2 separate regions of the Homo sapiens genome follow, and region 2 is linked to region 1. A link is an interaction called in ENCODE POLR2A ChIA-PET data of the cell type or tissue named here. Cell type or tissue: OCI-LY7. All regions are shown on one strand. Links, peaks and the distances in the headings refer to the core of each region. The heading gives the core; the rest is flanking DNA. Region 1 overlaps CUL3 (cullin 3). Region 2 has its middle 10 kb from the start of CUL3.

Region 1 (4,332 bases), core at 1-4,000:
AAAAATTTTCATTTATTTTGTACCTCATTCACATGAATAGTAATGTGACAAACTAAAGTTAATACATGAAGCATTGCAATATGGAATTTTGCACATTTTTGTTAGCTTTACATTATTTGCTGATACCAACTTTTGGTAGGAAGGAAAACAGGGAAGGTGATTGCTGCTATTCTGGAATGTGTCCATTGAAAAGAAAATAGGCGCTTTGTCTCCTACAATCTTAGAGAAAGTTTTACATACTTAAGTGGGTACCACAGATAGGCATGTACCTTAAATTCAAATCTACAGTTTTACAAAATGTTTTCCTTTGTGTGCCTTTCCTATGTCAAATTAGCCAGAAGGAAGAAGAGACGTTAAGAATGGCAGATAAATTTAACAGGTAATGATACAGAGATTGGCCATTACGCCAGCTCTCAGGAGAAAAACAACTAGGATGTCTTGAAACCCGTGCATTTAATTTTAGAAATGGCAAATTTGTAAGCGTGTCATTTAAGTAATTTGATGCTCAGTTTTAGGGTCTAAGTTGACCTCGAGTGAGCCATGCAAAAATAGCTTTAAAATTATACATGAGCAGCTCAAAGTAAACGTGTATTTTTTAGTAACAATGAAATTGTCAAATTTCAAGATTTTAATAACAGGACAGTTCAACTAATAAACTTTATTGCATACAAGATTTATTGCAATGTGGGAAAATTAAAATTCTCAGTCTCAGAATTCTTTCTGCAGTTGTGATTCTTGAATAAATGCCTCAGCACGATGTCTGGTATGTAGTGGATGTAGGCACTCAGTAAATCTTCAGATGAATGTGCTAAATGATCACTCAGTGTCTTGAAAGAAAATCTTTAAAAGAATTGAACTTCACATTAAAATTTGTACTGCACTATTGGGGCTATGACAGTATAAGGATATTTTTATAAGTAGAAGTTATTTGATACTTGACTTTAGGTAAAAAGTGGAAAATACAGACCAGCTCTTACGTGGTTGCAGATGGGTGTGTGTGTGTGTGTGTGTATGTGTGTGTACAGCATCTTGCTCTGTCATCCAGGCTGGAGTACACTGGCATAATTGCGGCTCACTACACCCTCAACCTCAATCTCCTGGCCTCAAGCGATCCTCCCACCTCAGCCTCTCAAGTAGCTGGGAGCACAAGTGCACACCACCATGCAAGCTTTTTTTTTTTTTTTTTTTTTTTTGTTGTTGTTGTTGTAAGTAGAGACAGGGTCTTGCTGTGTTGCCTAGGCTGTCATCAAACCGCTAGGCTCAAGCAATCCTCCTGCCTCGCCCTGCCAAAGCGCTAGGATAACAGGCATGAGCTACTGTTCCCAGTCGGCATGTTGTGTTAAATGCTGACTTCTAAGCCCTCTTGCATAGCATCTCTGTGATAAGAACTTGACCGGTATTAGATCATTTGGTCCTATGGAGAGCCTGTGAAAAAACTCAGGCTTAGTGACATAAAAATTTTTACGAAATCCCACTAATAGTTAATGGGGTGCAGGAATTTGGACCCAAGTCTCTTAATTCCAAAACCTGTGCTTTTAAAAGCGTGTGTCCCCAATTACTGGCTGTTTTGGCAGACTGCACAGAACCTTGAAAATTGAATTTGAATCTGAAGGTAGATTTTCTTGGCACATATTTTGGTGAAAGTTTGCATTGTTTTATTAGAAAATGTTTTTGGAGAACTTGATCTTGTAAAACTTTATAGATCCTTCACAAAAAATAGGCAATATCAGCTATGCATGTTGGTATATGGTATAAAGTATTTTCTTTCTCATAAGTTTATACAACTGATGTCAGATATTAATACCTACAGAATGAACCTTTTTACTTTCTATGTAATACTATCTTCTGTATTAAAAAATTTTTCTAATGGAATGGAATTGTAGACTGAAAGAGACTGAGGAAGCTTACCTCAAGAGTGTGAAATCAAGTGAGGAAAAGGACAGAATTTGCATTTGTTCCAGTGCAACTCTAGCAATAGGCAACCAGTGTATGTGTGTGACTATAAAATAGACGGTCACAAACCTATTTCAACATCTACATCTGATGGGGGAGAGGGTGCTGAGGAGGGTACCCCTCAGGGCAAGAAAGTCTGTATGCATACTGTGTTCATCGCATTTTAAAGATTCTCCTCTTAAGCTTGCCTACAGACTCATGCAATACTCCTAAGAGTCCTTTTTTTTTTTTTTTTTTTTTACCAAAATTAGTATTATCCAAGTTTGTAATAAGGCATCCATATTCTCCAGTCTTCCCTTGAGCTAATTAAAAATTAATGCAAGCCACCAGGCCCGGTAGCTCACACCTGTAATCCCAGCACTTTGGGAGGCCGAGGTGGGCGGATCACCTGAGGTCGGGAGTTTGAGACCAGCCTGACCAACATGGAGAAACTCCGTCTGTACTAAAAATACAAAATTAGTCGGGCGTAGTGGCACATGCCTGTAATCTCAGCTACTCAGGAGGCTGAGGCAGGAGAATCACTTGAACCCGGGAGGCGGGGGTTGTGAGCCGAGATCGCTCCATTGCACTCCAGCCTGGGCAACAAGAGTGAAACTCAAAAAAAAAAAAAAAAAATGTAAGCCATTTTCATAGAAATGAAAGTTTGTAATCATTAAGGCTATACAAGAGTGCTATAGATTTTTAAAAGCAATTCCAAAAGAAGCGTGGCAAGTGCTTTGGTGTTTTTCAATCTAGCTTCACACCAGATTTTCCTAGAAAAGCTTTACAAAGAAACAAAAAAGTAATGTCCCTCGTGGAGATTATTATTTAATAAGCCTGAGGTGATTCTTGTGGGCAGCTAAGTTTGAGAACCATTGCTTTTGATTGTACATGGTACAATAAAACATAAACTTCCAATTTCACTGATCAGATGAGAATGTTGATGTGATTTGCAAGTTGTGGGGTTTTCTTTAACATAATTTATCTGCAGTTACAATGCCTCATCTGGTTAAGACAACATGTTGATCAAATGAGGTTTGATTACAAAGTGGACCAGTTAATTTCAAGCTACTTACTCATGGTCACAGATGACAGTATTAATCACAGCTAACCAACTCTCAGTGGATCCTAATGGGTAGGGGGAGGAAGAGGGAGAATTGGTAATAGTGTCTTCCTAGGCAAAGGGCAACCTGTGATCTTACCATTTTAATTAGGTATTCCCACTGGGAGAAGTTGAATTTAGAAACCAAGTGTTCAAAGCTCAGTGACCTCTATCCCATTTCTAAGAGTTTAGATAGCAACACTAAAAGAGTGATTCTAAGTCTAAGAAAAAAGCGAGTGCCTACTGAACAGATTTGGATTTTTTTTTCCCCATAGCAACCATTGGTTGTGAAGCAATTTAGTGAGATCTGGGTGACAAAAATTGAGATGTTTGTACCACCAACTTTGTAAGATCATAAACATAAGTATAAACCGTAATCTTGGCTATTTTTATTGCAACCTAGATGATGCAGTGTTTCTACTGAGATTTAGTCTTTGATGATTGTCAATTTAATCTGACAGGAGGTGACTCCCTTAAGAACCATGGTACTCCCAACTCCCTAATACTCAAATGTAACTTTTGGGTTTTTTTTTTCGAGACAAAGTCTTGCTCTGTTGCTCAGGCTGGAGTGCAGTGGCATGATCTTGTCTCACTGTAACCTCTGCCTCCCAGGTTCAAGCGATTCTCCTGCCTCAGACTCCCAAGTAGCTATGATTACAGGCGTGCAGCCACCACACCCAGCCCATTTTTGTATTTTTAGTAGAGACAGGGTTTCACCATGTTGGCCAGGCTGGTCTGGAACTCCTGACCTCAGGTGATCAACCCGCCTCAGCTTCCCAGAGTGCTGGGATTAGAGGTGTGAGCCACCATGCTGGGCCCCAAACATAACTTTTGGATTATTTCTCACTAATGAGCTTTCATAGAATGATCCATATTCTCTTGAGCCACAAATTAAGAGAAATACATGTTTGTAAAACTTTTATGTCTTGTAAACAAAATGAGACTCATAAAACTAATTTCATCAAATTAGTACACAGATTAAGGTCTTAAATATGTAAGAAAACCTATGAACTCTTTGGCAAAATCAAACTCCAATTCTCGAGATTGGTTAAGCAGGAAGGGCCCCTTTCCAGCCTGTACTTTGGCCCCTAAAGATGCACCTTCCCTTTGGAGACTCACTAATTATTGCTGTTCTCATGACCCTGGCCACAGTAATTGCTCCTTCGGCCTGCATGTGGATACACAGCCTATTAATGTTTACTTCTCCATATAAATTTCCTTTTCCATAGGACTTAACAATACATCCAGTGGCAGTACTGAGTGATGCATGGCTTTGTCACTACTGTGGGAGACTTTCC
Region 2 (4,400 bases), core at 86-4,085, 130 kb before region 1:
GAACCCGGGAGGCAGAGGTTGCAGTGAGCCGAGAATGCACCACTGCACTCCAGCCTGGGTGACAGAGCGCAACTCCGTCTCAAAAAAAAAAAAAAAAAAAAGGAGGTTAGTAAATGATCCCCCCAAAAGAAGCAATAAATTATGAATAGATCTGACGTAAAATACTAACTTCTATTCCCAAAGGGAAGTTTCCTTGTTATGCCAGCTGTTCACATCTTAGGGAGACACATGCACTTTTGCTACCAAATAGTAAAGACAGGGTCAAGCGCTTGAGGGGTTCCACAATGACTGATAAAACATTTTTGCATCAGTCAAGTATAAACATTTCTGCACTAAACATCCCAATACCAAATTCTCACATACCCCCTCACCCTTCTTAGGAGGGTCCAAAATGAACCCAAGATCACACTTTATTCTTTGGCAATGTCTTGATTAATTTGTAATGTAAGGTGCCAGTTTCTTATCAACAAGCAGGAAATGAAGAACCAAATCCCAGCGTCCTTCTCAGGAGCCAGACTACAAGAAGAGGAGCGCCCAGAGGGCCAAATGGGCCCCTCTCCTGAGAGTCTTATATTTATGGTTTCTTCCCCATATATTGGCTCAAGTAGGACACATACTTGAATCTCTCTCTCACATTATTTTCTCATGTGTTTTATATAGATGTGTCTGCCTTACTAGAAATTTTGGCAAAATGATAAAGCAGTTTCTTTTTCTTTTCTTGAGATAGGGTTTCACTCTATCGTCCAGGCTGATGTGCAGTGGTGCTATCATAGCTCACTGCAGCCTCGACCTCCTGGGCTCAGGTGATCCTCCCACCTCAGCTTCCTGAGTAGCTGGGACTATAAGCACACACCACCACATCTGGCTAACTTGAAAAAAAAATTTTTTTTGTAGGCTGGGTGCAGTGGCTCACACCTGTAATCCAAGCACTTTGGGAGGCCGAGGCCGGAGGATCACCCGAGGTCAGGAGTTCGAGACCAGCCTGGCCAACATGGTAAAACCCCGTCTCTACTAAAAATACCCTGACTCTACTTGGGAGGCTGAGGCGAGAGAATGGCTTGAACCTGGGAGGTGGAGGTTGTAGTGAGCCAAGATGGCACCACTGCACTACAGCCTGGGCAACAGAGCAAGACACCATCTAAAAAAAAAATAACAATTTCTTTTTCTTTGGTAGAGATGAGGCTTCACCATGTAGCCCAGGCTGGTCCCATAGTTATCTATTGAGTCTACCTGAGCATGAAGCTAATTTGGTTTCTGTGATTTTGTGCATTTGGTTTGCTTTATTTTTGGAGGAGAGAGTTTTGGAGGGTAAAGGGCCTCTTCCTCCCCAAGTTGCACTGTGTGGGCAACCACCTTGTTCTCATTTGCCTGTGGCTAGTTTATAGATCACATAAAAGCAGGTAACAGTGAATAAGGCTTCTCTAAGAGCTTCTGAAAGAGCAGCCCAGAACCCCTGACAGGAGAGTGCAGGTGTCTGTGAAAATGTGCACACCCACGGTAACTTTTGGAACAAGCCTCACCTTTCCGTAGGGCCCTGCCTATGATGTACTTTTCTTTGCTCTCATCATCTGAGAACTGTTGTGGATGAGAACTATTCTTCAGTGCAGTTTGAGGCCTGAGATCATGCACCTTCATTAGCCATACACTATTATACACACACACACACTCACACCTCCTGGACATTTCCCTTCAAACTCATTAATCTCCATGTAAATCTCTTCAGAAAGAGATAAACAAACAGGCTCTGTACTAATAAGTGGTAGTGGTTGACTCCCAAGATCTATTCCACCTCTATGACTAGTATTAACTATGCCCATCCCCCTTGGCACTGAATGGATTAAAACAGGAATGTAACCTAGTCTTGGCTAATGAGCCATGAGAGAGAGTCTCCTGCCTCTGGGAACAGTTTCCTACCCATAGTACAGATCCATAAGAAGGAGACAGTCTCTCTTCTTCCTCTGGTCTGGACTTTGTTGTATCTGTGATACCTATAATGACTGTAGCCACCTTGCCACCAGTCAAGTAGGAGCCCAGGGCCAAGAAAACTATCACAACGTTGGGCTGGAGCCCTGCGATGTAGCATGCCTGGAATCCATCCTGCCTCTGGACTTCGTGCTATATGACATAATATATTTGATTACGCCAATTGGAGTTAGGTTTTCTGTTACTTGCAGTGGAAAGCAATTTAGCTGATTCAGATGCTGTCTGTTTTGTTGCTATAACAGAATACCTGAGAGTGGGCAATTTATAAAGAAACAAGGTTTATTTAGCTCACAGTTCTGCAGGCTGGAAAGTACAAGAAGCATGGTGCTAGCATCTGCTTGGCCATGAGCTAGGTCAAAACATGATGAGGGTCAAAGGGGAAGTGAACATGTGTGCAAAGAGATCAAAGAGGAGGAGGAACCTCACTTTATAAAACCTCCTTTCAGAGGAATTTTTTTTTTTTTTTGAGACAGCGTCTCACTCTGTCACCCAAGCCGGAGTGCAGTGGCAGGATCATGGCTCACTGCAGCTTGACTTCTCAGACTCAGGTGATTCTCCCACCTCAGACTCTCAAGTAGCTCAGACTACAAGCACATATCACCATACCCAGGTAATTGTGTGTGTGCGTGTATTTTTAGCAAAGGCGGGTATTCGCCATGTTGCCCAGGCTGGTCTCAAACTCCTGAGCTCAAGAGATCCGCCTGCCTTGGTCTCCCAAATTGCTGGGATTACAGGCATGAGCCACTGCACTTAGCCAGGGAATCTATTCCTGGAGCAGTCCAGTCTTGTGAGAGAGAGAACTCACTACAGCAAGAATGGCACCAAGTCATTCATGGGGATCCGCCCCCCATGATTCAAACACCTCCTACGAGGCTCCACCTCCAACACTGCCACATTGGGGATCAAATTTCAACATGAGTTTTGATGGAAACGAAAAAACCATATCCAAACCATAGCAGATGCACTATAATTTTCATGGGCAAACTTAATTGTTAGCAGTCATCTAATGTCATATATTTCTCCAATTACTCATCTACTCTACTGCTTTGAGTAAATAATTATAATTACTAATATTCTGTGGGTTCAAAGGTATTAGTTGTTGATATGGAGGAGAGTCTGCTGACTTGTTTTAAAAAGCAATATTTCATGCCTGTAATCCCAGCACTTTGGGAGGTCGAGGCGGGCAGATCACCTGAGGTCAGGAGTTCGAGACTAGCCTGGTGAAACCTTGTCTCTACTAAAAATACAAAAATTAGCCAGGCACGGTGGCGGGCGCCTGTAATCCCAGTTTACTTGGGAGGCTGAGGCAGGAGAATCACTTGAACCACAGAGGCAGAGGTTGCAGTGAGCCGAGATCACGCCACTGCACTCCAGCCTGGGCAATAGAGTGAGACTGTCTCAAAAAATAAAAATAAATTAAAAAAAAAAAAGCAATATTGCTTGTATTCAACTAATTTGTAATCCTTCCCTATCCCTCCCACCGTCACTCATTAGCATGTAGCACTGGTTAGCGTAACATTGGAAGTAGCCATGAAAATTCATCAAAAACCAATGATGAATGAGTTGATCAAACTACAGCCACATGGACCATTCCAATTACCTCTAGATGCCTGGACATAATTATGGGAAGAACTGCCTTCTTATCAATAGACATAAAAAGTACTTCAGCCTGTAATCCTAGCACTTTGGGAGGCCTAGGTGGGAGGGTAGTTTGAGCCTAGGAGTTTGAGACCAGCCTGGGCAACAAGCAAGACCTCATTTATACAAAAAATAAAAAAAGCCAGGCGTGGTGGCATGTACCTGTGGTCCCAGCTACTCTGGAGGCTGAGGTGGAAGGATTGCTTGAGCCCAGGAGTTCAAAGCTGCAGTGAGCTGTGATTGCACCACTGCATCGGGAGACAGAGTGAGACTCCATTTCAAATAAAAAAAAAAAAAGGACTTTGGAAAATATAGTATCATAGTTTTGATCAAATTATTAAGGGTGATTTAATTTGCCATGTAGTTATGATTAACATGAGTCCCTTAACTTTTCTGTTTTTGTAATGAGTGAGGTAAGGTCCAGCATTGTTGCCCTTTTGGACATGATAAATGTGTCATCTCAGTGGGGAAAGGAATGCAGGCGAACAAATGATGATGAATTGGACCACATGTATGTAGTTAACAAATCCAAAGTTTATGATGCTTATGTTTTAGAAAGAACATAGTATAAGAAAGCTCATGAGAAGTGATAGTATACATTACTTTGTGCGTTTATTTTGAGCCCATTGTTACATCTTAAAGTCATTATAACAGATTTAAAGTTTTCATCCTAGATGTGTAGTGAACCAAATCTTAATCTAAATACTGAGAGGGTGTCAATAATTTAAAGCCTGTTGAAGATTTTGAACTGGTTTAAAATTCAAAGTTGAGTTCCCATC

The links. ChIA-PET counts read pairs that join two places held together with the same protein. Peaks named below come from ENCODE experiments on the same cell type or tissue, not always from the same donor. Only the 100,000 strongest peaks of a DNase experiment are listed, where the experiment ranks them.
Region 2: POLR2A ChIA-PET joins it to region 1 with 6 read pairs; 5 of 35 experiments call an interaction of 5 or more read pairs at or near these places.

The regions. Positions count from the first base shown.
Region 1 is chr2:224,466,532-224,470,863 of GRCh38, reverse strand. It overlaps CUL3 (cullin 3), which reads left to right. Exons shown (of 16, transcript NM_003590.5): 16 at 1-714. Among named protein-coding and RNA genes, the nearest start is that of FAM124B, 67 kb to the right of the region's middle. In OCI-LY7, for the core only: no CTCF peak of the experiment used is centred there; no DNase peak of the experiment used is centred there.
Region 2 is chr2:224,593,472-224,597,871 of GRCh38, reverse strand. No RefSeq gene overlaps it. Among named protein-coding and RNA genes, the nearest start is that of CUL3, 10 kb to the right of the region's middle. In OCI-LY7, for the core only: no CTCF peak of the experiment used is centred there; a DNase peak (open chromatin) is centred at 2,381; H3K27ac peaks cover 735 bases.